Linked DNA regions of Mus musculus: region 2 is linked to region 1. Evidence: chromatin loops called from intact Hi-C (ENCODE). Cell type or tissue: left cerebral cortex. All regions are shown on one strand. Each heading gives the region's core, and the rest is flanking DNA. Links, peaks and the distances in the headings are about the cores only.

Region 1 (15,435 bases), core at 4,627-12,626:
GGGTCAAAGGTCCCTTGGTGATGTTAGGATCCAGATGGATGTCACCAGTAGGTGAGGTGGGCGGCTGAATATATACAATTCCGTGTCCTGTCCCTAAGTACCACCCTCCCCAACTTAGTTGCTAACAAGGTCACAGTGAGTAGATGTTGGCTCCGGTATGACAAGGACCACTGGAGGGAGAAAGTCTGAGTGGAGGAGGCTGTGTTTGCTAAGACCCTAGCACTACTCTAAAATGTAGCTCTATATGTTCCTCGAGTCAGGGCTTCATGTATGCTAGGCTGGTCTCAAACTATCTGTGTAATCAAGGATGACGCCCAGTTTCTGATCCTCCTGCCTCTACCTCCTAAGAAGTGAGATTAAAGACATGATCCACCACGCAGTTTACGCAGTGCCCAGAATCAAACCTAGGGTTTAATGCATGCTAGGCAGGCACTCTTCCAACCGAGCCACAACCCTTAGCCTGTTTGTTTGTTAAATGTATATGGGTACACTGTAGCTGTACTGATAGTTGTAAGCCATCGTGTAGTTGCTGGGAATGAAGGTTGCTCAATCCGGTCAGTCCTGCCCACTCCTGTCAACCCCACTTGCTCCCGTTGGCCCTCTTTACTAATTTTTTAAAGCCTGATTTTATTAGTTCATATGATGGTGTACACCTGTAGTAAGGAGTTCTTAAGATCACTTGATTTCAGGAGTTTAAAACCAACTTAGACCACATAGCAGGGCTCCTTCTCAACAAAAAAGGAAAAGGGTCAGGGGGGTGGGGGGGAGGAAGGAAAGAGAAGGAAGGGGGCAGGGAGAAAACAAAAGAAGGGAGGGAGGAAGGGAGGCAAGGGGGGAGACCAATTTAGGCCTGGTGCACACCTGTAATCCCAGTGGAAAAGTTCAGGACTAGCCTGAGCTACACCCAGTCTCAAATTTAAAAAATAAAAAAATATTTCTTTTGAGACATGGTCTTCTGTAGCCCAGGCTGGCCTCAAACTCATGGAGGCTTGCACCACTACACTTGGTTTTCTGTACTGCTGGGCATTAAGCCAGGGCTTCATGGATGTACAAGCACTCTACAACTGAGCTTCGTACGCCCAGCTCCTCCGTTTGTTTTTTTTAAGAGCTGGGAATGTAGCTTTAGTGGTGGACCAGTGTAGGGAAACCCTGCTGCCAAGGTGGAAGTTTGACATTACGGACAGCCCTGAGCTCGGACTCCCTTTGTCCTCCGGGCTTCCACTTCTCTGGAGGATCCGGGACACCACCTGAGGAATGTGGTGCAGTCCTCCACCTGGGATTCCTGAAATGCCTCCCCATGCTAATGAGGCAACTCAGTGCCTTAGTCTTCACTCAATGACCTTTGACCACACCCTCACCCCCTTTCCCAAAACTATATAACCCTTGTCTCACCCCAAATAAAGTGTATGGGTACATGCCCACCCCAATAAAGAAATACGCACAAGCTAAGGTCGTCTCAGAGAGCCGTTTCATTGAAAATCTCAGAGAAGGCCTTTGCCTGAAAGATCCCAGGAAAAGGCCTTCTCCCCTCCCCACCCTCTACCCCCACCTACTACCCCCTACCCCCCCACCACACCACCCCCTACTCCCACCCCCTACTTCCCACCCTCTACCCCTACCACCCCTATCCCCCATCCCACACACACACACACCCCTCCATCTGACCCACCACCTCACTCCCAGCCAGACCAGGATCCTGCCTGGCCCAGACTCCACTTCATCCTTCCAGCCCAGTGTGCTGCATTTGGACATGCTGAGAGGAAGAAAACAGAGGATGCAGAACCACAGACCAGCATGTATAAGGCCCTGGGTTCTACCCCCAACACAATTAAAAAAAAAAAAAAAAAAAGAAAAGAAAAAGAAAATTCAGCCATTAAAGTCCAGTTGTATTAAACTAAGCCAATAGTGTTTAATTACAGGATGAATATGCCCAGATGAGTCCACCCACAACCACAACCAAGAACCTGACAGTCCCATCACCCAAGAAGCCAGTTCCTGGGCTGCTTGTCTGAGGAAATCCTGTTCTCTACCACCTAGTCTGCGCCATCTCACGTGGAGCAGAGGCATGGACATCAGAACCCAGCCTCTGGATCAGCGAGGAGTTTTCCATTTCAGAGCTTGGCTCCGTTGTTTATTCCCTGGCCAGCCCAGTTGCAATTGGTTATAAATAAATACAGCTGCCAGGACATCAGTCTGGCTGCTGGGCTGCAGAGCCAGTGTGTGTGAACTGACCTCTGAGAAAGCAGTCTCTGTTAAGTTACTGACAGGTTAACACTGGTTAACACCACTTCCCTGTTTATCCATCAAGCCCCAAGCAGGGTCTCACAGCTGAGTGCCTACTGAGGTAGACCCTGGCAAAAGCTTTAGCTGCAACCTCACCTCAGGGTTCCTTCTGAGCTGCCTACAAAGCATACTGTGCAGACAAGTCCCTGGCCCGGAGAGATTGTGACCCAAGTCACAGAAGAGCTAGGATTCAACTGGCTGGGGCAGGACCTGGGGACCAAGGAAACGGGACAGAATTGCAGGGTCCAAACTTCAGCTCTGGTCGAGAGATAAGCCTACACTGCTGGCATGAAGCATGTGGCTTTTCCTCCCCACAGAGAATTCACCAGACCTGTGTACACACACCAGGGCATGTACACACATCCCCAGGCATGCGCACACACAGTCCCAAGGCATGCATACACAGCCTCTAGACATGCACATTCAACCTCTAGGCATGCACGCACAGCCCCCAGGAATGTATGTACAGTCCCCTAGACAGATACACAAAGCCTCTAGCCTGTAGACCCTGCCACACACATCAGAAAAAGTCCATACACATAGCACAACATAGCACCTATCGAACAGTCACGAGCTGAGGAACTACAGCCAGCTGCTTTCAAATGCCAAGACTTGTGCACCAGACCTGGCTGAGCCAGGGGCTGCTGCACAATGTCTTAGGCTAGGGCCGACAGAAGACAAAGGTATACCTCTCGTGGTCTTGGATGAAGAAAGTCCAAAAGCAGATCTGATGACAACCTTCTGTCTGTGTCACCTGGCAAAGTGGGGCAGAGCTCTCTGCTCTCTGTAAGAGCACTGGTGCTATTCATGGGGCTCTGTCCTTTATGTCCCGATTGCCACCCAAGTCCCCAAGTACTACAGCCTCGGTGTTAAGAAGTCAACATATTGGGGGAGGGGGGGGTGCACTTCAGACATTAGCCAAAAACAGGCAAAGCCTCTGTCTACTTGCACACAAGTCCCCTTTCTCTCAGGCTGAGCCCACAGGGAACATGCCCTCTCCCTCCTGTGGAGCCCATGCAACGAACAGATACACACGTGCTGAGCAGGCAGACACCTCTCACAAAGGTCCAGACAGAAGGTAAAGAATATGCAATGTGTCTCTAGTGCTCTATAGCCTAAAATCTTCCTCTTCCTGGAGCCTAGACAGTCATCCTTACCTAAGACCATCCATTCTCACCCTAAGCTCAGGGCCAGCTGCCAGCAGCAGGAAGTCTTCTATCCTTCAAGACCCAAGACTTCCTCCTCTCCTAGTCAACGTGGTTGCTCTACAGACCCTCATTACCTACCTTCTGTGGCTCCGTGTGTGAGCGAGGGAGCCTGCTTGCTTCTGGGCAGAGTCAGGCAAGCTGGAGTAAGAGATGTTGAAAGGCACGTGAGCGAGAGAGAGAAGGGGGCAGGGCATCCATAGCCTCAGAGGACTCTGTTTCCTGCAGGAGTGCAGCCACAATGTCACTGTCCAAGCCAGCCCCTGCCCTATGTGTCACGCCATGGTTCTACTCATCAGGGTCATCCTGAAATCCAGAGATGCCCATCCACTGTGATACCCACAACCTGAGGCTTAGCCCCTAACCACCTCTACCAATGAGCAGAAGCCAGCTGTCTGTCTCAGGAAGGCCACAATGGGTACTGCAGAGCCCCAGACCCAGTGATGTCTCTAAATAGTAGTCTCCAGAGGCTCACACCCTGGGTGTTTTGTTTTGTTTTGTTTTGTTTTGTTTTGTTTTGTTTTGTTTTGTTTGTTTAATCCACAAAGTCAGGACTATTGAACTCTATCTATCCAATGTCATTCTGGCCGCAGACTAAAAATATAAAGGTTAGACAGGAAAACTTCACCTGCTCAAGGTCAACCCAAGGCAAGCTGGATGTAGATAGCATAAGGGTCCTCTAAACATCTGACTCCCGAGTGGCAAGGCCAACAGCATCTCCCCTTCCTTCATAAAGGCCCACACAGCCTGCCTGTGCTCTGGGCTGGCCAGTACTCCTGTCCAGAGTCACACAGGATGCTGCGGAGATGGTCAAGCTGAGGCACCCAGGCGGCTCGGATTAGGGAGAAACAATTCAGCTCTATGCACATGGCCAGCCGGTTCTTCCACTCTCCCAGAGATGGCCAGACCAGTCTGGCGGCTTTAGTCAGTCCCTGCCTCCTTGCAGCTCCCGGCTGGGAGAATCGGAAACCTGTCAGGCGGGTTTGGTCAAAATTCTGTCTTGCAAGTTCATACTGCTCGCTCCTATCTCTCCCGGGTGGGGATCACTGAGGACCGAGGCCCCTGGAGGTCCAAGGCTGGCCAAGTGGCCATGTGAGTACACGATTACAGCAGACAGGGCCCTTCCAGGAGCCGGGTGGACTGGAGTCGTTGGGGTGCTCACCAAGGGGGCTAGAGACCCAGCTCAGGCTTCATAGCAGGAGGCCGGAGACAGGAAGCAGAAAGCCTGGGAGGCGGGAGGCAGGGACAGGCAGGCTGGCCTGCCTTCACTGTGTGTGGTATGGAGGACTACCTGATGCCTGGTCCTGGGGACCAAGCAAGGAGGAGGAAGACTCAAGGATTTCCTGGGCAGCAATTTGGGTGCAGCAAAAGCAAAGCCAGGTATGACACTGTGGCCCCCATCTCTGCAAGGGGTTCCAGGACCTAGAAATAGGCTGGTGGCCAGCACTGTGTCTTGGATCACTCACTGTCCCCTTCCTTGTGGGTCCAGAGACTTTGCAGCCACGGAAAAGAAAGGAGCACAAAGCCAGGTCCAGCCACCCATAGCTCAGAGCATGCCTGGGGACATTGTCAGGCCCTAAGATTGAGGCAGTGGCTCTAAGTACTTCAGCAGGCATTGGGAGACAGTAAGATCAATCACTAGCCTATTCCGTCCCCCGCCCCCAGGCCTGGAAGGCGGGAGTCAGGTTGCAGGGCCCTCTGTTACCTGACCTGTTACCTAAGCTGCCTTATTTTTTTACTTGTGCCCTGGTAGGCAGTGTGCGCACAAGCATGGGGCGTGCAAATGTTCGTGCCCACCTGCCTGTGTGTACACAGCCATCCTTAACCCCGTGCAAGGGGTGTGCGTGGCGGGGGGATGGGCTGAACTTGTGCAAAGGCGTTTACTTTGGGCATGGACTCAGATGTGGGTTTCTCAAACTGAAAGCGTTGTTCTGTCTGTGGTGGCTGCCTGTCTATCGGGGCCTATGTATCAGAGAGATCCAAAGCCACCAAGAAAGCGTCTCTCGATAAAGCCCACCACCCGACTGACCAAAGCGGTTGCTAGGAGGTCTTTTTGTGTCTAGGCCATATCTCGTGTGAGCTGGTGATTGTAGATATATAACATTTCTGATCTCAAGTCTCTATCAAATAGGAGCTTCTATGGGTGACCATGATGAGATGTGGGAACACATGGGTTAGAAGCACTGTGTTCCCTGCCCAGCCCTCTCTGGAGCACACATGGAAGCTCCCGCTACATACCAGGCTCCTTCTGCCTCCCCAGTCACCACTACCAGATTTATGAATGGGAAAACCAAGGCACAACCAGACAAGTAGCTTGTCTGAAACCACTGTGGGATGCTTTGTCCGTCACAGCAGCATCCCACACAGAGAATGAGATGAGATGGACCAGCTAGACTCTGGTTGGTTCAAATCCAGCTTCTGCCTTCTTGCCTCTGGTCTGCCCCATGCCTGCAGGCTGATTCCATAGCATGAGATGCTCAGTACATCCTCCAAGGTCAAATGGGCTCCAACCACGTTCTGGTGGTGTTGCTTGGCCCTGCCAAGGTAGGCCAAGTAACAGCTTGGCTTCCTTGGCTAAACGCTGGGACGATGTTAGCTTGCCTGAGCCAGAAAATCCCTAGTGAAATATAGGTACAGAGGTACAATGTGCAACAGCAACTGCTGCTGTTACCACCGCTGTGGTCAATGCTGACTTTTGTGGCTACGTAGGCCACATCTGGTCTAGATGAATAGACCAGACCATCAGACCATCCTTAAAGACACAAAACCAGGTCTGCTGAGAGTCCTCGTCCCTTGAGGGCCTGATAAAAGACAGGGGGCTAGGCATTAAGGACAATCAGACAGGGTGGCTGTCATTGGCCTCCTCTGACTTAGCACTCCTGAGAGGGAATGAAGTCAGCTGCCATTACCCACCAGTGACATGGCCAGTCAACAGGAGGAGTCCAGGGCTCCAGCTGCCCCAGAGAACAACACCCAGATATGGCCACTGACCTAACACTTGGGCTTTGCCACTGGGCCAAATGACACTAGTCTTACTGGGAGCCACAGATGGGACCATGAGTCTTTATCTATAAGGAATGGATGGCACCTTCCCTGGGAATGGTCACCAAGACCCATGGACTAGTAAGCACTTTGTGACCACTGTTGATGACAGGCCTCTTCTCTAAACTCGGGAATGGATCTGACTTCCCAAAAAAGGTCTTTTTGTTTGTGAGATTCCGGTTGGTCATAATGAGGGAGGGCACTGTTAGCTGCCAGGGGTCTATACGTGAGGGAGATAAGAGGTTCAGGGTTCCCTCTGTCACACACAGAGTTTGTGCCACCTGCCTTCTGCCTGGACCATTTAATACTAGTGAGAGTCAGTCTCACAGAAAACTCAGTATAGGACAGGGTGCGTCATTACCCCCAGATGAGGAAACATGGGCTCAGGGGGTAAAGCAACTGACCCAAGACTAAGAAGGACAAGAAGCCTATTCAAAGCCCAGGCCAGCACTCGGGGCTGAGGTAGGAGCTCTCCTCGGGGACCTCAGCCTGCTGACCTGCTGACTGACTGGAAAATCCCTGCCTCTTCTCAGAGGCCACTCAAGGGGAGCTGTGGGGGGCAGGTGAAGGGTCTGAGGTTCAGGTGGGCTCTCTTGGAGGCAGGTGAGACTGAGGAGCAGGTGGGGACCCTGAGAATCAGGTGGGAGCTCTACAGAACAGATAGGGGCCCCATTGAACAGGTGTGGGGGGATCTGAGGTTCAGGTAGGGCTCCTGAGAGGAAAGTAAGGGCCCTTGCAGTACTGGAGGCCTCACGAAGCACATGGGTGGCCTAGGAGGTAGATGGGGACCCCGAGTTGCAAATAGGGGCCCTTGAGATGTGTAAGGATCCTTGGAGCAAGTGAGGGACTGGGAGGGGCAGGAACGGGAGGGAACCTGAGGTTCAAGTAGGCTTCCTGGGAAGCAGGTAGAGCTTACTGTGTGTCTTCCCTGTGAGGACTGTGACAGAAGGCTTCTGCTGTCCCTCAGGCTTCCTTGCTGCGCTCTCTCTCCTAGGCTCTGACAGGGGAGGCGCTCAACTCAGGGGCATGCTCTATTTGGTTCCCGGGAACTGCACTGAGTTGGTCTGAGGAGCACTCCACCTGTCCACACAGAAGCCATACCTCACATCCAGCCTCCTTCCTCTCGGCAGCTTTGACTCCTCACAGACAAAGGGAGGCAACAGTAGGCCTGAAGGTCTGTGTAGGTGGCAGCTGCTCCCAACTTTGTACTTGCCTCCTCAACTGCCCAAGGAGCAGCAACAAATGGAGCAGAGGCCGATCCAGCAGCCTTGTCCCTCAGCCCCTCCTTCCTGAGAATGCGGTGCCTCACAGACCTTCCAGCCTGGATGTCGAGAGTGAGGGGTCCCCTTGCCCTCTTGAGGACCCTGAGGTCTCAGCTCACTCCCATCACCTCACAGGTCCAAACCCTCACACTCTCCTGGGTATCACCCTTCTGGATTTAAGGTGGCACCAAGACTTACTCTTGTAGGCTTGGTCCCCTTCATAGCTCCTTACACCTGGATGCAAAATACAGCCTTGGCTTCTAAAAGGACCCACACTCACCTGCAGAGTTCCCTTCATTCCCAAGCTGCTGGTCACCATCTCTAGCCTAGACTCACAGAGCCTCCATTTCCTTTCGCTGCCTAAACCCCCAACACTCCAGACTGGTGGGAGCTAGACCCAGGCATGGTAGGGTCTACTTCATCTGAGTCATATGTATCTGCTGTCGGTTTACAGCACTGTTACCCAATATGCAACAGGACAATCTTGCTTGGTCTTGTCGTGGCCATGGGTCCCTGGGTAGGATGCATGCACCATCTACATCTGAGGGAACTAAGCCAGTGAACAGCAGAAAATGCAAGATTGCCCTCGGGACCTTGAGAGTCACAGCCAAGCCGTGTGCTTAAAGATGGGCCGCAATGCACAATGAAGGCAGCATATGGACCCAGATCCCAAATAGGTATCTCCCAAGCCTACAGGCACCTCAGGATCCCTTGCAAGAGTTGCTTCAGTCCATAGAGCAGGTGCTAGGAGCCTGGGAAGAGCCACCCGTTGGGCAAGTCTGGGTGGAATTACAGGTGTCTCGGCTCAGCCCCTTCCTAGCCCTGTTTGTCCCAGCCAGCTGGTTTCACCCTCTGGGCCTTTAGCAAGGTAGAGCCTACACAGCTGAGCATACAGGCCCAATGGAAAACATCCCAGGCTCACACCGGGTGAATGAGCAAGGTCTGAATTCAAATCTACTTCCCCCGACCCCCAGTGAAAAAGATGGAGATGGAATCTCTTTGAACCTTAGATCTCCCACTAGGAGAGAAATCCCTTGAGATGTTTTGAGAATTAGATGGTTCTGTTGAAAGTGATAACTGTATTGAAATCAAGAGAGAAAAAGGCAACTAGAGTCCCGTAAGCTAAGACTGGGGCCCTCAGCCTTGGGGTGGTTAGTCTCCCAATTCTTCATTCCCACATTGCTCACCCACCAAACACAGAGCCACCAACTGTCACCTCTACCACTGTAGCCAGCTATGGGGCAATTGAACGCCAGGTGAGTCTGTAAAACCAGTCTGGGAGCTCATCTCCTTCCTGGTTTCTCTCCTCGTTCCATAGGTGTAGCTGTCTTTGCTCAGTGAGTTCCTGTGGCCACGGGAGCCACTGTGTGAAGTGGAATTCATTATACTTCAGGATCCCCAACTGTCTCTTTTCCCCACCCCTAGCCCAGCCTCCAGAAGCCAAGGCTTATACCCAATTCTCTGACCCCATGCATATTCTAGTATTAATCATTTCATCCCCAGCCTTTATCCGTTCACTCTCTGCCTCTCCCCCCAACAGCCCCTCACAGGGAGCAGATGTGCCCCACGTGTGTAAAGTTTACATACCTTCCAGACTATAGCCCCTACCTAAACCAACCCTCTTCCCACTCCCCTCTCTGCAGGCTGGACACAGAAGGGCAGTAGAGGTCCCAGGCCTCCTCACAGCCAGTGCAGTGTGGCCATCGTACAAGGAGTCATGGATAGCTTCATGGAGTCGCTGAACAGGCTGAAGGAAGCCCATGAGAAAGAGGTCCTGGGTGAGTGAACATTGTGCTCATAGGAAAGTGGTCTTGGGGGTCTTAGCCTGTCAGGGAACTTCCAAGTATCCTCTCTAAAGCACAGGGAGTCTGTCTGGAGAACAGAACCTTGACTGGAGAACACAAGCTGCAAAGCATTCGGATGCCCAGCCTAGACCCCCTTACCCAGAATATCTTTAGACCATGCCCTATGGTGTGGATCAGGAGAGGGGCATGTTGAGGGGTCACTAGCAACACCTCATGACCACAAGCTACATCCAGCCCCCAAGCATGTCCCTGCTGTGTCCTGTCAGAAGGCTGGCAGGTCTAGCCTAATAGCTCATAACCCAGAGGGAGAGGTCGCTCACTCTAGAGGGTCCTAAGGCCATATAAAGTGTCTTTGATCCTGAACAGAGACCTCCTCCTTCCCTCCAGCCCCTGATAAGTTCCTCACTGGTCAGAGTTCCCTTGACCCACTTCACTGCGATTACAGTTCAGACCTTGGTGGCCTTTGGAAAGGGCCACATGAAGGTCAAAGAAGCAAGACACTCCCCCAAGCCTCAGAGAAGAAGTCTTCCTCAGAATCCCTGGACCTACCCTGGTTGGGGTCAGCCTCACTGGCTCCCAAAGAACTGTGTCAATGAGAGAAGGGTCTCGTGGGACTTGCTCTGAAAGCCTATAGATCACACAGCTAGTGTTATGGGGAATGTTCCAGAAGCAACAGAAAAAAAAAAATGCCTACTGGGTGCACTTGGGGATTCAAGCTAGGGTTAATAGGATTTGAGCTTGGGAGACTTGGAGTCAGCACTGACCAAGAGGAGACTAGGCCACTCCCTAACAGAGGAGTGGACCTTTTTTGGCAATTGGTTTGGGCTGGCAGGCAACCCTCATTATACCTAATGGACTTGGCTGGGTACACAGGAACTCAGGGAAGGGCAGAGGCTTCTGAACCCCAGGGGCTAAGAACTTGCAGCTGCTGAGAGAGTAGATGGCTAGCCCCACCCCCAAGAGATTATGTTGATTTGAAGACTAAAGAGAACCTAACAAGTAGGAAAAGACAGGTACCAGATCTACCCAACCCATCCTATGCACCCAATAGACAGGTCCAGGAGAAGTTAAGGGTGTATGTAGCTTCCCTTCCCTACCCCTCAAAAAGTAGCCCCTCTTGGATACTCTGCCCCTCCAGATGGCCAGCCACTTTTAGAACCAACCTCTAATCAGATGCTAAGCTAGAGTCCCAGGCCACAGCTCAGGAAACCAGGACATCTGGGCAGAGGTGTAGATGGGGTGTCCTCTCCACACCTTTCCCAGGGTCTGCTTCCAAGAGTCAGGCGGATATCAGGGGTCTGGAGATGCTAACCAGGGCAAGAGTTTCCATGGCCCGCCTCAGCCCTACCCCGGCTGTGAGGGGGCAGCTGGGCGGGGCCTGACTTGCACTTTCTCTGTCCTCTCTGCCAGGTCTGCAGAACAAGCTTCTAGAACTGAACTCAGAACGGTGCCGGTGAGTGAGCCCAGCCCAGCCAGAGGAGCAGATGGGAGGGCAGCTATCCCCACAAGCCATAGTCACCAACACTGCCCATGAGGTCCCAGGATGGCAGCTCACCCAGTGTCCCAAATGAAGAAGGGAAACTGAGGTTTAGCATGGCAGGGAGGGGGCAGCGAGTCCCTTGGCCAAGGTGACATACTACTCAAGTGACAGACCATTGAGACATCAGTCTCAAGCGGTCTGACATGGCCCTCCACTTGGGAACCAAGGGAGACTAAAGCAGCAGTGACAGCATTTGTGAGGTCCAACACGTGGCCTCAATTGCTGTGGTTGGCCTGTATGTCACTCTCCTGTGTCTAGACCATCTCTGACTAGACCAGTGGTTCTCAACCTTCCAAATGCTGCAACCCTTTAATAGAATTCCTCATTTTGAGGTGACCCCCAACCATAAAGTTATTTTTGTTGCTACTTCATATAACTGTAATTTTGTTACTGTTATGGATTGTAATGTAAATACCTGTGTTTTCCAATGGTCTTAGGAGACCCGTGTGAAAAGGTTATTCAACACCCCAAAGGGGTCATAACCCACAGGTTAAGAGTAGCTGAACTAGACCAAAGTTCATACATGCCATAGCTAAGGTAACACAAAGAAAAGCCTAGACAGGTCCCCACAGGGAGCTGCCCAGGAGGAGCACCAAACCCAGGCCACGCTGGGCACCACGACCAGCAACCCACCTCAGCCGTTTGCCACACAGAGATGCACAGAGAGTAGAGGAGCTCTTTGCCAAGAATCACCAGCTCCGGGAGCAGCAGAAGGCACTGAAGGAGAACCTGCGAGTGCTGGAGAACAGGTGAGGGAGCTCTCCCAGCGTCAACCGAGCGCCTTCAGCACAGACCAAACCAGAGTCTCCACTGCAGGACTGTGCAGAACCTTAAGAGAACCAACCTCCTTTGCAAGATCCCTTTCCAAACACAATTACAGTGGGCTGCTGAGCCCTCAGCAGGAGGCAGGCCTGGGACTCCATGGAACACAGTTGGGAAAGGCAGGACACATCCTAGCAATGGGGCCTGAAGGATCCAGAGTGTCTGCCTCAGCATGGCTTCTCTTGTCCCTAGGCTGCGGGCTGGCTTGTGCGATCGATGCATGGTCACCCAGGAGCTGGCCAGGAAGAAGCAGCTGGAACTGGAAAATGCACACCTGCAGAGCCTGCAGCATCTCTGCATCCTCAGTGAGCCACACCCACAGTCCAAGAACCCCAGGGCCAGCCCAGCCCACATAGAGCCACTGGGAAAGAAAGAGATGTGATACACTCTGGTTCCCAGTCACATGGGAGGAGGCCCCTGTTAGCCTGTGTCTCTTCTCCTAGGCTGGGGTATCCCCACTAACCTGACCTTCCTGGGGGGGAGCTCTAGGCACAAGCTGGGGTACAGGTTTCATCCATTCTGCAAACCTCAGACTGGGGCTTACTTAACACTATCCCTCCTGCAATGTGCCAGGCTAGAGCAAGACAAGGAGGGCTTTCCTGAGACCTCGGGAATCCCTGTCCCCCCCCCCTGCTCCACTACCACTCTCACTGCCAATACTCTTTGCAGCCAATGAGATGAATGGGCTGAGAGAGGAAAACAAGATCCTGAAGGAAGAAGTGAAGCGGCTTCGGAGTCTGGGGTGAGTGGGGAGGCACAGGCCCAGACACCTGCTCAGCAGGCCTGCGTCTTCCTAGAACCCTGCCCCACAGAGTGGCCTGGCTGCCCCAGGCAGGCGCTATTGCATCTGCATCGCCATCATTGGTCCTGTTCCTCTCCAGAGACAAGACTGCACCACAGGCCTGGGAGGGCACCTCAGAGCCCCCGTCACCCTTGCCGCTCCCCTCCCCCAGTAGCTGGAAGGGTACCACTGAGAACCCCCCAGGAGCCCCGGAGGAGGCTGAGGAAGAGCAATCGGGCACAGGTATGCAGGGTTGGGGTAGGAGGAGACGGGGGGGGGGGGTGGATGGAGACCCAGGGGGGATCCCACAGCATCCCCCTAGCTCCCTGTCACTCCTCCTCCCATAGATAAAATATCAAGCCACAAGACATCCCCAGTGTCCAGAGTCTCCCCAGCTGCCAACCTGCCAGAGCCACGGGCTCTAGACATGGTAAGGATGTAACTCCTGACCTCCCTCACACTGCGTGCCTTCCAGGCAAGCGGGCTGGCAATATCATCCCACTGTGTGAGAGGTACTCACTACCAGCTTCACATCCCCAGGCCACACAGGAATAGTGAGCTTCCCATGAAGTAGGGGAAGGCAGGCCTGGGTGAGGTGCCCCGCCATGCTGACCTACCCATCCTGTACAGACCCCACAGTGCATCTCCAACCAGCTGCATTCAACGGTAGCCGTGGTGCGGCCTGGCTCCAGGGCCTGCCCACCAGACAGCGGTTCTGCCGATGGGACACCCCCGCCATCCACGAGAAGCACCCCACCCAGCCCAACGTACGAACATGGTCTCCCTGTGGACAGGTGAGGTGTCACCCCCACCACTGGGAACAACTCTTTGCTGGTACCCCATAGTAGAGGAGCAGTCAGCAGCCTGGGAAGTGCTACTCAGCATCCCTCCAGGTACCCCACCTCTTCCTGGATTGACTTTTCTAGACATCTGGGTTGGTCCACAGCTCCTGAGTGACTAGGCCACAAGGGAGTCAGGACACTGGTATGCATACACCTTGGCTAGGACTTCAGAAGCCCTATGTAAAGCCCGAGTCTCACTGCCTAGCAGAGCCAGTGGGGCTGTGAGGGATGGACAGGAGGACCAGACACTCCAGGGAGCTAGTGCCTCCTCCACAGGATCTTCTAGTTCACTTTCTGTTGCTGTGGTAAACAAAACCTCTGACCAAAAGCAACTTAAGGGAGGAAAGGGTTTGTTCAGCTAACAGGTCAAAGTTCATCCTGGAAGGAAGTCAGGGCAGAAATTCAAGCAGGAAGGTAAAGACAGGCCTGCTTGTTACTCTGTGCAGCCTTACCTCTAGGGGGGACTTGCTCACAGCCAAGGAAATACAGCAGGAACAATGGAGGAGGATGCTAGCTACCTAGCTCCCTTATGCAGGCTAAGAGCATCTACCTACCCACCAAGGGCTGGGCTCTCCTACTTCAATTAATAATCAAGACAATCTCCCGTGCATCGGCCAATCACATCTGGGCAGTCCCTCAACTGACACTGTCTTCTGAGGGAGCAGTTAGGCTGTATCAAATGACATTTAAAGCTAACTAAGACACAGGAGAAGGCCTAGGATCCAGTGTCCCCACCTTGGGTCCTCTTTGGCAAAACTTTCTATACACAGTGGCATCCAGAGCCGGGGCCTGAGAGCTTTCCCTCTCCCATAGCCATGTGATGTCAGGTGGCTTGCCTGACCTTCCCGGGCCTCAGCTTTCTGCTCCATGAAGTGGCATACCTTTGTCTTCCCTCTGGGAGCTCACTCAGCCAGTCCCTGCTAGCCAAGGATCACTAACATCACTCTTCTCTTCCTCCTAGCTTCTTACGGGCCTCCAGGCCATCAGCCATAGCCTATGAGACCCTGAAACACTCCCTTCAGACCGATCGCCTCTGCCTCCTGAACCGACAATTGTCTCTGCGCCTGCAGAGCCCCCACAGTAGCCCCCTGGCTTCTGCTGTGGCTCCCCATAGCCCCCTGCCCCGAGGCCTGAAGGCTAGAGAGGCAGAGGCATGGGAGGAGCCTGGTGCCTTGGTGGGCATGCAGGACCCACGGCTGGAAGGGGCATTACACCTGCTTCTGGTCCAGCAGCACCTGCGGGCACGGGCACGGGCAAGCACTGCCAGGTTGCAGGTCCCATCTGCACCAGAAGAGATGCCATCTTCCCCACCAGCGGGCTCGGATTCTGAGGGCTCTGACAGTGAGGCCCCCAAGCCAGCTCTGAGTACAGAGGCCCAGCCTGATGGGTGGCACCCTCAAACTACAGGCCAAGGTAGCTCCCAGAGGAAGGAGACACATGTAGCCACTCAGGACTGCCCCCCAGACAAGCCTCTGGACCTCTCTGACCGAGGACGGTGTCGGGACATCTCCAAGTCAACTGGCCAACCTTTGCCACTCAGCCCTAAAATTGTCTACACTCCCAGCCCCCAGCTGCCCACCTTGTCCAGACCCCTGGTTCCCAGCTCCCATACTCTCAGTAATGTCAGCACAGAGACCAGAGCTCAGGAGTCTGAAGAATACTCTACTCCCAAGGTAAGGATCCCAGCTCTGTCCTCAGCCTCTATGCAGCTCCACTGCAGGGTAGGTAGTATTGCACCTCCTTGGGCTGCCTTCTTCTCTCTGCCCCACCAGCTAATACCAAAGAGTAGCCTGTCTTGTTCACACTCGAATGGAAAGGACTGAACACCTACGATAGTCTGAAGATTGAGCTAT
Region 2 (15,435 bases), core at 3,923-11,922, 470 kb before region 1:
TCCGCCTGCCTCTGCCTCCCAAGTGCTGGGATTAAAGACATGTGCCACCACCACCCTCCGACTCTGGCTGTCTCTCTTAAAGAGTCCCCACCTCTGATTTTTAAAGGTGTGACCTTGAAGGAGCCTCTGAGGTATGAGAGGTATTTGGGGGCTGGAGATCCCAGTTAGGCCTTAATCTTGATAAAAAGGTCACACTAATCTATCCCAAGACATCCTAAGATGTTTCTTCTCAGAGTCCCCAGCCACCAAAGAGTATGTACGGAGAAGGCCCACAATGAAGGCCCAAGGCTGAACACCCCTTCAGAGTAAGCTTATCTTCCACACTCCTAGAAAGGCTTCTAAGGCTCACCACAGCGCGGGCTTCAGATCTGCCCTTCAGATGGGGATAAGAAGGAAGGAGAGCCACAGTCAGCCTGAGCGTCTTGAGTGAGGACATTTCTGTCAGTGCTGAGTAAGCAGAAACGGGAGGCCACGTATGGGCCAGGAGCTCATCCCCCAGGGCTGCAGCTGAGTACTTCGTCTTCATGGCTAGAAGCCTATGAAACCACAGACTGTAAACCAGCTGTGAAGGACCTTGATCTTATGAGGGAATGCTCCTATGAATGGCAAGGAAGAAATGTTGAAACCCTCCCTGGTAAGTGCTGGAGAAAGACGCCACTGAATGCTGCCTGTTTCCAAGAGACAGGAATTGGGAGGGAGGTTTCCACCTCAAATGTCATTTTTCCATTTTGTACTTCTTTGATCTGGAGATGTCTTTAATAAAGAAAACGAGTCATCAGGGTGGAGTCGCTGTCCAGGTGATGGAACACCTCACTCTCGCTAGAGGGTTATCCAGGGCCACTTCCGGCACGAGGGGGTACAGGCACACACAGGGATTCAAAATCCCCCAGTGGTAATGGTTACGCATCCAGCCAATGGATGCTAGGGATGAAGCTGTGATTAAATTTCCTCCATAACGACCCTAAGTAAATCTTTGCAATTTTCATTTTGCTGAGAATTAATATAGATCGGTGCCCTTGCTGCCGACTCCCACTTTAATCCAAAATCGCTCATTAAGAAGAGACCAGCAGACGTCGGTGGGCAAGACCTGTGACTGAGCCTGGAATGGGAATACCCGGCCAGGCAGGCTCCAGATGGACAGAAGCAGCTGCCCTCGTTACGTGCTGGGCGCTGATCTGAAATGCTGACCTGCTTCTCTGCACATTACACATATTAAATGAGAACTCACATGGCAGGGCCCCCAGAGAAAACGCTCTGCTCTCTCTTCCTCTGAAAGATGATAGGCAACCCTGCTCCCTGTGCTGCTGGGAACGGGGCTGGAGGTTTGCAGTCCAATCACAAAATGAAGTGGGGGCTCTCATTCTAAAATCATTAAGGATTTTAGGGTGGTGACAGCAGAGTCTTGAGCCATGCTCAGGTCCCTTTACAGCCACCAGGACCTGGACAATGCTTAGGTCACACAGTCACAAGCCACCTATGCCTGGTGAAGCCCTTGTATCCCAAACTGGCTTACATTCAGCTTACTATCTTCTTCCTTCTTCTCAAGTAGCCAGGACCCAAAAGCCATAGCCATGTGTGGTGCTTGCCCACACACACACACACACACACACACACACACACACACACATTTGCCCTTGTATACACATGCATACACAAATGTTCATCTATCTCCACATGCAGTCCACACAAGTCTACACAGGTACATACCTACACTTGCACGTACGAATGCATGCTCACCCACACATTTACACACGTGTGCTCACACATGCACATGCACAAACAAATGCCTTACACATGGTTCTCTGGACACTAATACCACTTGGGAAGTGGTAGCAAACATGTCTACTGCTGTTACCCTTGTTCTTCTCAGAAGGATGAACCCATCTAGTCTTGGGGTGGAGAGCTAACACAGACTGACAATAGGTAGCTCTGCCCTCTGCACTGTCAGACCCCAGCATGAGGCCCAAGCAGCACAGGTGACTGGATGCCAGTAAGTTCCGTTCAGTCAACCACTAAAGGAAATGACGTGACCACTCACTGAGAGGGCACTATGCAGCAAGCCATTAATATCAGCCACCCACCTTGTCTTTCTGGTGCTGACAGTTCTAGGACCTGAGTGAACACATACGCAGAAGTATTGTTTGCAGCATGTATGGTCTCCATTTTGGATTGTTTTCATTGTTTGAGGCAGGGTCCCACTTTGTAACCTTGGCTGGCTTGGAACTCACTAGGTAGGCTAGTATTGTATTTGCAGAGATCCACCTCTGCTTCCTGGGTGCTAGGACTAAAGGCCTATGTCACAATGCTAGCTTGTTTTCCACTTTGAAGGAAGGGGCAGTACCCCAGACATAAAAATCTCTGGAAGGACATGTGAACGGGCCACCATGGGCCTCTAGGGAAGGTGCTCTAGAATAGTTAATAGGACAAGGGAGAGGCCCTCTTCCCCACATGCCTCTAATCTCTAAATTTTCCTCTACCATTGTAGATACTGTTATGGGCTAAGTGATGATCCCCAAAATGTGCATATATGGTCCTGGTATGATATGACCTTAGCCACCATGAGCAATAACTTTGTTGATGTTCGCTAAGTGACTCTGGTAGGGTGTTTTACATAAATTCCCAGAAAACTATAGGTGAAAAATAAAAAATTTATCAAAGTGGTACATGCAGCTCTCCCAGCCAGTAATGAAGCTGAGGCTGTGTGAGACTGAAGTGGGTTTAAGAGAAACCAGCACATTCCAGTGAATAAACCCTATTGCTTTGCCTCATATTCATACTCCTCTTGTCCAAACATGGGACCCACTGGCCCTACTGCCACCCAGGAAGAGGGACATTCAGTGAGTCCCCAGCAGGCCCATACACACATCCCTGCACAACCCTGGACCAGCTTCCCTCTCTTGGTTTCACTGCACTTTAGACTAGTCTTCATACATGGGACTGCATCATCCAGAAAAGACTACCACCCTGCTTCCGGAATCTGTGACTATAACCTGTCTGATGAAATGCTATAAAGCTGCAGATCTGGAGAGGAGGCAGTATCCCCTACTACCCTGTTCCATGCATCCTTGTGAGAGCCACAGCAGGAGTTCAGGGACAGAACCACTTGGGAACAATGACTTACAGATAGAGCAGAGAGAAAGAGAGAAAGAGACAGGCAGGAGGATTGACAACCACTGCCAGCAGCAGCAGAAGAGCACTGAGGGATGATCTGCCCCCAGTGACTCAGGTTTCTGCCTCTGAGGGTAAGAGAATCAATTTTGTTCCCAGCCAATCAGTATGCGATACTTAGTTGCAGTGTGTGATACTTAGTTGTGGAGCTCCAGGGCCTCCACCAGCAGCCTCAGGAAGATCCTTCTGTTCTGTGTAGAATTAGTCATTCAGCTATGCCTCAGGCTCACACTGGGTACCAGTTTAAATTTCCTCCTTTGGGCACATTAAGTCTTTCCTCTGACTTTATTCTGCTAGAGGAATTGGAGGCTTACAGCTGGCCAGCTGTGTGTCCCTAACCTTATCCCTACATGTGAGGGCAAAAGGTCACACAGCTTACATTGCACACATTACATTACAGAGACTACCTGATCCAGGAACTGACCACAGAGACACTTGCCAGCCCAGCAGTCTCTCTGCTTTCTGCTCAGGAGCTAACTATGGAGATATCTTAAGGCCATGTGGGCTCAGTGCTATGGTTGCGCATGGCACATGCTCTGGAAATACAAGCATCCATGAGACAAGAATCATATAGTCATATCTTGTTACTCTCACCTCACAGGGGAAGAGGCAAGAGGATTCGTCTCAGATCTCTCAGTTACTGCCTCCAGGGACAAGAACATGAACCAAGATCTCCCTAACCCAACCTCACCCACAGAAGACAAATGGCCTTCCTAGTCCAGTCAGGATTGTGGTGGCACCTTGGAGGGTTTCTAGAAAGAGATTCCTTGCAAACTTCCCTGTGCCCTGGTTTCCCTAGGCACTCACTTTGAGACATCCTGGCCTCACAGCATGGAAGGTTACCAGAGGTTGCACGCACATAGGGAGCCACCCTAAGAAAGTAGCCAGGCTTTCTATACAGATTGAATGCCAGTAGTCAGGAGGGTGGTCTCAACCCTCAATAGCCAGAGGATACAGTGCTTGCCTGCTCCAATGGAAAGGAGAGAACAGAGGAAAGGAAGGGAAAGAGGGGAGAGAAGAGAGGAGAGAAGGAAGCATACAGGAATAAATAGTATAGGAAAGAGGTGAAAGGAAAGGGAGTAGCACCTTCCCACCAGCTCTCCTTCCCACCTGCTCTCCTTCCCACCTGCTCTCCTTCCCACCTGCACCCTTCCCACCTGCTCTCCTTCCCACCTGCACCCTTACCACCTGTTCTCCTTACCACCTGCACCCTTACCACCTGTTCTCCTTACCACCTGTTCTCCTTTCCATCTGCTAGCCTTCCCCTTACCACTTGCATCCTTCCTACCTGGACCTTTCCCACCTGCTCCTCTTCCCACCTGGACCTTTCCCACCTGCTCCCCTTCTCACCTGTTCCTCGTCCCACCTGCTCCCTTCCCACTTGCTCCCCTTCCCACCTGCTCCCTTTCCACCTGCTCCCCTTTTCACCTGCACCTTTCTCACCTGTTCCCCTTTTCACCTGCACCTTTCTCACCTGTTCCCCTTTTCACCTGCATCTTTCCCATCTGCTCCCCTTCTCACCTGCTCCACTTTCCACTTGCACCCTTCCCAACTGCACCTTTCTCACCTGTTACCCTTCCTACTGCATCCTTCCCACCTGGACCCTTCCCACTCGCTCCCTTTCTCACCTGCTCCCATTCTCACATGTTCCTCTTCTTGCCTGCTCCCTTCCCACCTGCTCCCCTTCCCACTGCATGCTTCCCATCTTCTCCCCTTCTAGCATCCCTTGTCTCCGATTATCTCCCCACATGCATCCTTGAGACCTGCCCTGCAGATTCTCCATCAATCATGATGCCCTTAGCAGATCTGCAGCCCTAAATCCTTGTTTCCAACCAGCCTGATTGGCCAGCTTCCTGCTTATTTGCAATTTTTCAGGCTCAGAAGTATTTTCAAGGTAGACAAAGCCCATCAAAAAGCTGGATGTAGGTTGGATGTTCACCTCTCACATAGATTCTGTATGGTCACCAGAGGTACACCGTGAAGGGAACTTTGGAGACATGGGCAGCACTACCTTTCTGGGAAAGAATGAACAAGAGGGCTTTGACAGGGCTGGTCCAAGTGATACTGAGATTGATGAGTTATTCTTTTAATATTTATATATGTTTATGTATATGAGTGATCTGTCTTCACACACACCCAGAAGAGGGAATCAGGTCCCATTACAGATGTCTGTGAGCCACCATGTGATTGCTGGGAATTGAACTCAGGACCTCTGGAAGAGAAGCCAGTACTCTTAACCACTGAGCCATCTCTCCAGCCCTGTGTCTTTGAGAACCTGTAATCTGGCCTGGTGGTGAGTCCCCTGCAGGGCAAACAGTAACTAGTTCATCTGTATGCCTCATCTGACTGTCTTATCTGCACATTTTCACCAGTAGCATTAACTGTCAACTTGATACAGCCTAGAGTCACCTCATGAAAGGAGTCTATTTGAATAATTGTATTTATTAGGGTCATCAATGGCCATGTCTGGGAGGGATTGTCTTAATTATGAATTGATGCATAAGGCCTCAGCCCACTGTGGGAAGTACCATCCCTAGGCAGATATTTCTGGTCTATATAAGAAAGCTAACAAACAGTCTGGAGAGATGGCTCAGTATTTAAGAGCCTTTGCCTGTCATCCAGAGGACCCGGGTTTTGTTTTCTAGTACCCACATGGTGGCTATAACTCCAGTTTCAGGGACTCTGATATGCTCTTCAGGACCCTGCAGGCACAGGAACACATGTGGCATTGCATACAAGGCCAAACACTTATACACATAAATCTAAAGATAAAGAAGAAAGCTAGACACTATAACCCTGAGGCGAGTAGGCCTGAGAGCAAAGCAGAAACGATTTCTGTACCAGGTTCCTGCTTGAGTTCCCACCTGACTTCCCTCAGTAATGGATTGTAAACTGGAAACTTAAGCCAAATAAAACCTTTCCTCCCAAGTTGCTTCTGGTCAGAGCTGTATCACGGCAACCGAAAGGAAACTAAGGACCCTCAGCTAAGCCTGTTTCCCAATCAGGGTCTGCCTTACATGTCACTTCACTTGTGCTTACACACCTCACCTGAGTGACTGCTCCCTCCCTTTAAGTCCAGGAATCTATCAGCCTTCACGCTCAGAAGTCAGGGAAGGATATATTCATTCACATCAAAATGAGCCAAGTGGAGGAGATCTTACGGTTCAGGGCACGTGCAGGCTGAGCAACCAGATTGAGCCTGCCCTGTTAGCCAGGCTCTGGAATTCACACTGGATCCTTGTTTGGTCACCAGACTCCTCCAGAGCTAAATGTGTCCACTGAGTCTGTGCAGTGACCAAGAAGGAAGCAAAACTAGCCACCTTTTCCCAGGCAGGGACAGCAGAGCCAGAGATTCGGAGGCAGAGTCCATTTCCTGTCCAGTCTATGCAATAACCAAAAGGCAGAAGATTCTGTCCTCATCTTGAGGGTCTGTCAGAGCCGAGTGAAATAACAGGCTGCCCATAGAAAGCACACAAATGGTCACTAGCATCGTAATGGCACGGTGCTAATGATTGCAAACAAAACTATACTGTTTGTTAGGATAGAAACATCATAGGATGTTTCCATGTCAATAATACTGTGTGTCCTGATCCATCAGTGCTGGGGACCTCCATGTAGCCACATGTATACAGTCGTTTAAAAGTCAATTCCCTGGACACTAAACCATAGCTGGGTCAGGTGCTCCACTGATCTCCACAGACACTCTCCGCTCTTTGTCCTGGTGTGGGCTGTCCCTGACTCTTTCTGGGAACCTCAGCTACCCTAGCCCCTCCCAGGGCCTTCTCTCTTCCCCCTCCCTCATTGTCTGGATAGACATCTGACTTCGACCAGGCCCTGGACCCATGTTCACCTCTTCCTAGAAGAAAACTGTAATCTCCATTGGATCCTTCCTGTTCTCTGATGGTTCCTAGATGCCAGAGATAGTTTTCCAAGAGGTGAGTATCTCCACCTAACAGAGCTGGGAGACAAAGCTGGGAGAGGCTTGGTTGTGTTCCACAGACCAGTCTATGTCCCCTTCATAAGCCCATCTCAGCCTCACCAGCCACAGCCTAGCTCATACATATTGATGATGCTCTCTCGGTGTGGAGGCGGCTCCTGGCCTCATGGTCCTACTGCTGCAGCGCGCCCTGCTCCAAGATCGATCGGGCTTTGTTGAGTGTCAGGCCACGCTGCGGCGACAGATGGATGCCCACTTCAAACCTCCATGCACAGAGACTGCACAAAGGAGCCAGGGATGTTTTTAATATCACACACTCGCCTCGGGCAAGTTTTCAATCTCCGTCTAGCAGGGGATCGGGCTTTTTATCAGGCAAACGCCTTAAGCACTTTGTCAACTTGGACATCTGGCCACTCGGTTAAAAAAATGTTCCTTTGCTAAAATATTTAGTGGTGTAGCAGGGACCTAGCTGGAAACTCCTACTGCCATAGAGACATTCACACCAAGAAAAAAAAAGTATTCCCTAGCAACTGGGGTCCCCAGACTGCATAGGATCCACTATGATAGCTAAGCCCTGGACTGGTAGGAACCTGTTCTTATCTGTCTATCAAGATCTGTTGCATCTTAGAGCAGGATGGATGGTCTTCTGTGACTTCCTTCTAATTCAGCATATAGCCAAAGATCTTGGAAGAATCTGTGAGCTTGGGAATCACAGCTAGAAAGAGGCTGAGACAAATGCTGGGCACACACAGCCTCATCCCTCAGTGTGCTTAGCCAGTCACCAGCTCCCACAGGAACAGCTAACTCAGATGCACACCAGCTAATGCCCTTCAGGGACAAGCCACAGTGGACTACGCAGCCATGGAAAGCTGATAGCACCGGCTTACTAGAGCAGAGAACAGCCCTGAGATGTGCTGGGAGGAGAAGCCAGACACAAAGGCTAATAATGTTCTTAGCTGTTTGTTTCTATGAAGTTCAGAGAATGGGTGAGCCCACAGGGGCCAAGAATGGCCACCAAAGGCCACCAGGGACTGCCAGGGTGGTAAAGAGGAGATGGGAGTGATTGGTATTGAGTAGTGGATATTTTGGGAAAGGTGAAAAAAAATCTAGTAACGGGGTGCCAGTTGCACGATTATAATTCATTCAGTGCAGCTGAAATGAGGCTTAACCACACACTTTATCATGTAAAACACACACATACACACATGCCACACATGCCCCACACACATACCACACACACACAGACCACACACCACACCAACATACACACACAGACTACACACACAACACACAGATCACACACATATACCACATACACACAGACGACACCAAACACACATACAGACTACACACACATACCACACACACACACTACACATACACACCACACACATACAGACCACACACCACACACACACACATGCCACACATACAAATAAAAAGACAAAAACAGGGCTGGTGAGATGGCTCAGTGGGTAAGAGCACCCGACTGCTCTTCCGAAGATCTGGAGTTCAAATCCCAGCAACCACATGGTAGCTCACAACCATCCGTAATGAGATCTGACACCCTCTTCTGGAGTGTCTGAAGTCAGCTACAGTGTACTTACATATAATAAATAAATCTTAAAAAAAAAAACTATCTGGACATGGTGGCACATGTGTTTATTTTCTTTAATTATATATTTTCACTTTATGTGCATTGGTATTTTGCCTACATGTATGTTCGTGTGAGGGTGTCAGATCCCCTGGAACTGGAGTTACAGACAGTTGCAAGCTGCCATGTGGGTGCTGGGAATTGAACTTGGGTCTTTTGGTTAAGAATAGCCAGTGCTCAGCCAGGCGTGGTGGCACACACCTTTAATCCCAGCACTTGGGAGGCAGAAGCAGGCAGATTTCTGAGTTTGAGGCCAGCCTGGTCTACAGAGTGAGTTCCAGGACAGCCAGGGCTACACAGAGAAACCCTGTTTCAAAAAACCAAAAACCAAAAACCAAAACAAAACAAAAAAATACCTCTTCCTTCTCTTCCCTTCCTAATTATTTTAAAGGATTTCATTTTATGTATATGCATGTTTGCCTACATGTGTGTATTACAATTATATTATAGTCTCAGAACAATTCAAAAACATTTCATCTTCTTAAGCAATTTCAAGACAGAAATGATAAGATATTGACTGTAGCAGCTGCAACTTACCAGAGAGGGCAAAGGTCACTGCACTGACCCATGTCCCACAGAGGGCATACCCTGGCCAAACCCTAGTAGAATCAAGAGGTTCCCTAGGCAACGGAACAGGGTGTGAGAGGGGCTGAGTCAGCACAATACCACATGTGAGGGAAGAGGAAGACATTTCAGCAGCCTCGGGAAGCTGGAAGAGGTGAGGGAGCCAGGCCAGAGTGGAGGTCAGAGGAGGGACAGTGAGGAATGGATTGAAGTCTGGGTTTTGCCCAGTAGTGCACTGCTATAGAGGAAAAGGGGAAACTGAGGCAGCTGGCATCACCAGAAACACAGCCTGTAAGCATGTCCCAGGAGGCAGCCCTGCCAACAGATGCCTGCTGCAAATTCACATACCCTTTTGTCTGCTTACTAACTCGCTTACACCTGCCTGCCTCAACCTACCCACTTCCTGAAGAGCATTTGCCTGTCAAAGACCAATTTCTGATGGGCCAGCTAAGGCTCAGAGGAAGAGGAAATGGGATCCTGGCCAAGTTGCAGCTTCTAATATGCAAACAAAGACTGAGGTCCAAGTTTGAGTCCAAAGCTCCAACAGGACTACAGCAAGCCACCTCCAAGGGCAGCGAGAGGGTCAGTATCTCTGCAGCTCCAGAATAGTCCCAGAGAAAGAGAAGACTGGGTCAGCATGAGCCCATCCTGAGAAACCAGCTCAGGGTCACAAGGAGGCCAGGGGGTGGCAGCTTCAGGGCTGATCCCTTGTTGCTCGGAGCTGACAGGCGGGAAGGTGCCAGCTCTCACAAGCTCTCCTTGGTCACCTTTAGAGGCTACCACTGGGCTTCACAGTGTGTCACGAGGCCTGATCACATCACAAGCTATTCATTGAGAATGGGTCTGAGCCACCAGTCTCTGTTCTGGCTTTAAGTGTAGGCAGCCACCATTCGTCGCTGCATAGGAATTCCTGTCTCCCTAAGCTGGGCATGGTACAGGCTCAGCACCTCGGACAGCACCAGGCGCCGCTGGGAGCCATGCTGGTCACTCACTGCTCTCAGCTGCCAAAGGGACAAACGCAGGCAGGGTCAAACAACCTGGGCTGGCATCTGGACCCTGAAACTGCAGCCCTTAGCTTCCTTGGACCCAACAACTCCTGAGCTGGTTTCTCGGGACTGGCTTACACTGATCTAGGCTTCTCTCTCTGGGTCCTCTCTGGAGCTCCAGGGTTACTGATCCTCCCACTCCCCTCTGAGGTGGCTTGCTGTAGTCCTGCTGGGAGTCTGGACTCAAACTTGGACCTCAGCCCTTGTTTGCATCTCAGAAGCTGCAGACTCGGCCAGGGGCCCACCTCCTCTGAGCCTTATTCTCCCCATTAGGAATTGGGTTCTGAACAGACAGTGTCCATCCTGCTGCAGGAGCTGGTCCTGCTCAGTGCAACTTCTTCAAAAGGAACATTTGTTCTTCTTTCAAGGAGATGGGGCTGCTCCCTCCCTGCTCCTCAAATGAGCTTTCATGTCCCAGCAAAAGCTCAGTAACATGAAACACTCCTGCCTAGAGCCTGCCAATTATGTCCTGTCCTGAGACACAGCGGTGCCCTCTCCTGTGGCTGCCGTGTTTGGAAACAGTGATGTACTATCCATGATGTTCCTTCCATTTGAGAGAGTCCTGAGCCTGTCACCCCCACTTTGATGGCTCTTTGTGTCACCTGCCTACATCTGGTCCCTGGGGACCCCAGTGGGTCTGGGCCCACAGCCTCTCCCCCATAGCATTGGGACCAGAGCCACTGGTCCAATTCTGCTGTTGCCTTGCCTTTAGATGTTCAGCAACATGAATATTCTTATTTTTTATTTAAAACTAATTTGGAGTCCTCACTCTCCAAGGGGCTTCTAATCACCAAAAAGTGCCTACGGCAAAAACTGATTGACAGGCCAACGTGGGCACTTCTGAGGAACAAATTGGCCATTGGCAGCGCCACCTACAAAGAGAGATGCTAAGTGCTTGTTATTTATGAGCTATTAGGAAAATGCTTTCCACAGCTGCTTCCCACATGGGCAAAACACCTGTCAGACATCAGCAAACCATGAAAAGGCATTCAACCCATAGTTACTTTGTTTAGAAAGTCATTAAAATTAAATGTCAGCTAAAACTTAGGAAAACATTTATTCTTCAAACCCCTTTGAATTCTGCCCGCAAGCAAACATTCGCCGACCCTGCCTTTGTGAGATGAAGACGCAAGGATTTGTGAATAGCAAGACAAGGCTATGAGAGGAATCCAGAGCCTCCTGGGGTAAGAACTAGTGGACCACACATGTGGTACGGACATGGAAGTATAGCCATTGCCTCCTGGAGCCACTACTGTGGGCAGGACCACAGATACAATGATTATGGACATACTCAGAGTACTGTCCCTGCCACAGAGGAAGAATCCAATGGTCAGCTCTAGAAAACATCTAATCCCCCAGGGTTGGGCAAAGGCTGTCCCCAGTGGTCCTGTCCTCACAACATGACCAGGCCAGTTCTCCATCCACCGGGAGGCAGCTGCAGCTCCTCTATCTCTGTAAGAGTGCAAGAAGCTGTCAATTAAGATCAATTCCAAAGATTCCTCATGACAGACAGGCCCAGGGTAAGGTCGGGTGGATGAGCAGAGGAGCTAATTAAGGAGGGAGAGGGTCCCCTTTGCTGGAAGATTGATGCAAGTGTCCATCTGTCTCCCAAGAACAAATGGGCTAAGAGACTGGCCCAAGGAGCTCGCTGCCTGCAATCTACTCAGTATGGACAGAACATTGGATTTGAGGGCCGAGAGCCTTCATTAGAGCAAAGCTCAATGGACATGAGTGGGGTCGGGGGATGCTACATCCCTGACTGCTGCTGGTCAGAGGGACAGAACCCCAAAGACAACCAAGACTTTGCTTGTTCTTGGCTGCCTTGGCTGAAGGGTCAGTTGCTGTCCACTAAAGACAGACAGATGAAGGAACTGCAAGATAAGAATTAGAGTTAAGACCAAACAGAGTATCAGGCTGGAGAGTGTGGACTCTGAAGGGGTGGATGAGATGGACAGTCAACTCTGATCCAAACCCAATAGCCAAAGCATGTTATGTGTTTGTCATTTAGAAGTGAATCCTGGTGATAGCTCCTTTAGCCAATTAAACATGATAAGGGGGAAATGCTGGAAGCCCCATAGAATACCAGGCAGAAGGAAGCTAATGGTTTGCAAAAGAGATCACAGCCCTCTCAGAATCCCATAGAGGTGGTCCCTTCTCCAGAGCCATCACCAAGCTCTGTCCTGACAGAGTACAAAAACAATACATCCCACCTGACCCAGACAACCGGAGACACAAGAGTTTTGGGGGTTTATCCCTAAGTTCCCACATTGGCTCGGCTGGAATGACTGAGATTAGTTCAGGAAGAGGGAGTCAGACCTGTGCTAGGTCATCTGAGTGATAACGGCAGCCTAGGCTCTAGTCTCAAAGACTTGGAAGGTTGGCTTGCTGGTTACAAAAACCCTGACTGACGTCAGGTCCAGAGACCGAGAGTGCTACCTGTTGGGAGTGCCCAAAAGGAAGGTTTTAATTCTCTTTATGGAATAGGCACATGGCTCTTAGATCAGGTGAACAGAAGACTGGAAAATCCTAGGGTTCCCCTTCTGTGTACAGCCAGAACTGGGGTGTAGGCGGGTCTGTATGACCAGTGCTGCTAGCTCTACAGTTGACACAAGGTTCCCTGTGACCCTATGCAGGGCCGGATTCAGTCTTGTTGTTCTCCATGAGCCCAGGGAAATGTTAGGATATGTTTCCATCCTGCACCTGGCCCAAAGAAGGTGGGAACATGGGAGCCACTCATGGGTTTGGAGGATGGTAATGAATGTTAAATGAATTAAACAGTTTTATTGGACAGGTTATAATTTATGTCAAATATCTTGCATGCTTAGTGGTGTCTCTACCAGCATGACCTTGACACAGCCTCTCTCAGCTGAAGCCTTTTTCCTGAAGTAGTTATGAGATCTGGCTGCCTACTCTGCTAAGATGGAGCACAGCTTTAAGATAAGGTAAACTATGAGTGTTGGCTAAATTCCTTCCAAGCTACAACTGTGAGAAAGCTAAGCCACAGAGCACAGGAGCTCTGGATGTTAGCCACTGGACCGAACTGGAGGCTCAAGCAATGCTGAGCTCTCTGGCCACCAGGGTCCCCTGGAAATGCTCACCCCTGTAGAGCAGTCTCCTGTCCTTCTTCCTCAGCTTGTCACTGTCACAGCTCAGACACCCTCTTTCCAGCACCTTACCTAATCCTGCATTCTCCTTACTTTTTGTAGCCTGTGATCTTGCATCTGAACCCAGCACTGGGTCTGGTACCAGGATGCTGGTCCTGGCCCTTCCTTTCCTGTGAGCTCCCCCTCCCAATCTATAGTGGCAGTGACTACTTAAGAAACAACGCCCCCCCACCCCCAACTAAAAGGCTGAGTATGATGGCGCAAGCCTTTACTCCCAGCATCCAGAAGGCAGAGAGAGGCAGGTCACGGAGTTCAAGGCCAGTCTGGTCTACATAGTGAGTTCTAGGACAACCAAGACTATATAGAAAGACCTCTCAAAGAACAAAAACAAAAACAAGAAAGAAAAAAAAACCCACCAAATTCCTTGGGCTAGAGAGTCTCCTCAATGGCTAAGGGCACTTGCTGTCTTCCAGAGAAGAAGGGTTCAGTTCTCAATTCCACACGGGCTGCTCACAGCCATCTGCAACTCTAGTCCCAGATGATCTGCAACCCTCTCTGGCCTCCATGGGGATTGTGTGCATGTGCTTCACAAACTCACTCACATACATTAAAAATAAGTAAACATCACATCACACACACACATACACCACACACACACCACACACCACACACACACACCACACACACACACACACACACACACACCACACACACACCACACACACACCACACACACATACACACACACCACACACACATACACCACACACACACACACACACACACACACATACACACACACTACACACCACATCACACACACCACACACACACACACACACACACACACCACACACACACACACACACACACACACACACACACACACACACACACACATATATTTAAATCAGCCAGGCAGTAGTGGTGCATGCCTTTAATCCCAGCACTCAGGAGGCAAAGGCAGACAGAGCTCTACAGAGGTCCAGGACAGTGAAACCCTGTCTCAAAAAAGTGTTTTAACCATTTTAAAAACTATGTTGAAAACATAATTTTGAGGGCTGGAGAGATGGCTCAGCAGGTAAGAGCACCCGACTGCTCTTCCGAAGGTCCTGAGTTCAAATCCCAGCAACCACATGGTGGCTCACAACCATCCGTAACGAGATCTGACTCCCTCTTCTGGTGTGTCTGAAGATAGCTACAGTGTACTTACATATATAATAAATAAATAAATCTTTAAAAAAAAAAAGAAAACATAATTTTGAATGTTTTATGTTTTTAACATAATTTTTAACATAACAAGTTTTGTAGCAGCTTAACACACATGCATTTCCATTCTAAATTATGTTTTAAAATTATGTTTAAAAAAAGAAAAAACACCAACAACCATATACTTGTGTTCTCTCAGTCAGAAGCTCAGGCCTGAGCCAGCTTTTCCAGGTGGTCTCTGGAAGAGGTCATAAGAGTCTCCTCACAGCTGGATCCCAACGCTGAGAATCCCAGAAACATGCAGGACAGGGAAGCTGCAGAAGCCATGGTCTATCTTCTGAAACCACAAGGGGAGTAAAAAGTCCAGCCATATATTCACAGTGTCCTACACAAACTCTCCTATTCATACTCTTCTAAGATCACACTCTCCTATGTTCTTTATCCCACGCACACTCTCCTATGCTCACTCTCCCATGCACACTCTCTTATGTTCACTCTCCCATGCACTCTCTCCCATGCACACTCTCCCATACACACTCTCCCATGCACTCTCTCCCATGCACTCTCTCCTATGCACACTCTCCTATGCACACTCTCCCATGCACACTCTTTTATAATACTCTCCCATGCACACTCCCCTATGCTCACTCCCCTATGCACACTCTCCTATGCACACTCTCCCATGCACACTCTTTTATAATACTCTCTCATGCACACTCCCCTATGCTCACTCCCCTATGCACACTCTCCTAT

Evidence for each region. A loop is a pair of places that touch in the nucleus more often than their neighbours do. Peaks named below come from ENCODE experiments on the same cell type or tissue, not always from the same donor. Only the 100,000 strongest peaks of a DNase experiment are listed, where the experiment ranks them.
Region 2: a loop joins it to region 1, with 2.4 times the contacts of the local background. A loop is called at or near these places in 2 of 42 quality-filtered maps.

The regions. Positions count from the first base shown.
Region 1 is chr2:180,278,922-180,294,356 of GRCm38, reverse strand. Rbbp8nl (RBBP8 N-terminal like) reads left to right here and starts at 4,478. Exons shown (of 13, transcript NM_173031.3): 1 at 4,478-4,580; 2 at 9,436-9,570; 3 at 11,008-11,050; 4 at 11,791-11,886; 5 at 12,152-12,264; 6 at 12,629-12,701; 7 at 12,841-12,983; 8 at 13,088-13,170; 9 at 13,371-13,534; 10 at 14,544-15,255. The coding sequence starts at 9,510. Gm29943 (a long non-coding RNA gene) reads right to left here and starts at 3,662. Exons shown (of 3, transcript XR_867153.1): 1 at 3,570-3,662. In left cerebral cortex, for the core only: no CTCF peak of the experiment used is centred there; no DNase peak of the experiment used is centred there.
Region 2 is chr2:180,750,931-180,766,365 of GRCm38, reverse strand. No RefSeq gene overlaps it. Among named protein-coding and RNA genes, the nearest start is that of Bhlhe23, 18 kb to the left of the region's middle. In left cerebral cortex, for the core only: no CTCF peak of the experiment used is centred there; DNase peaks (open chromatin) are centred at 7,303 and 7,821.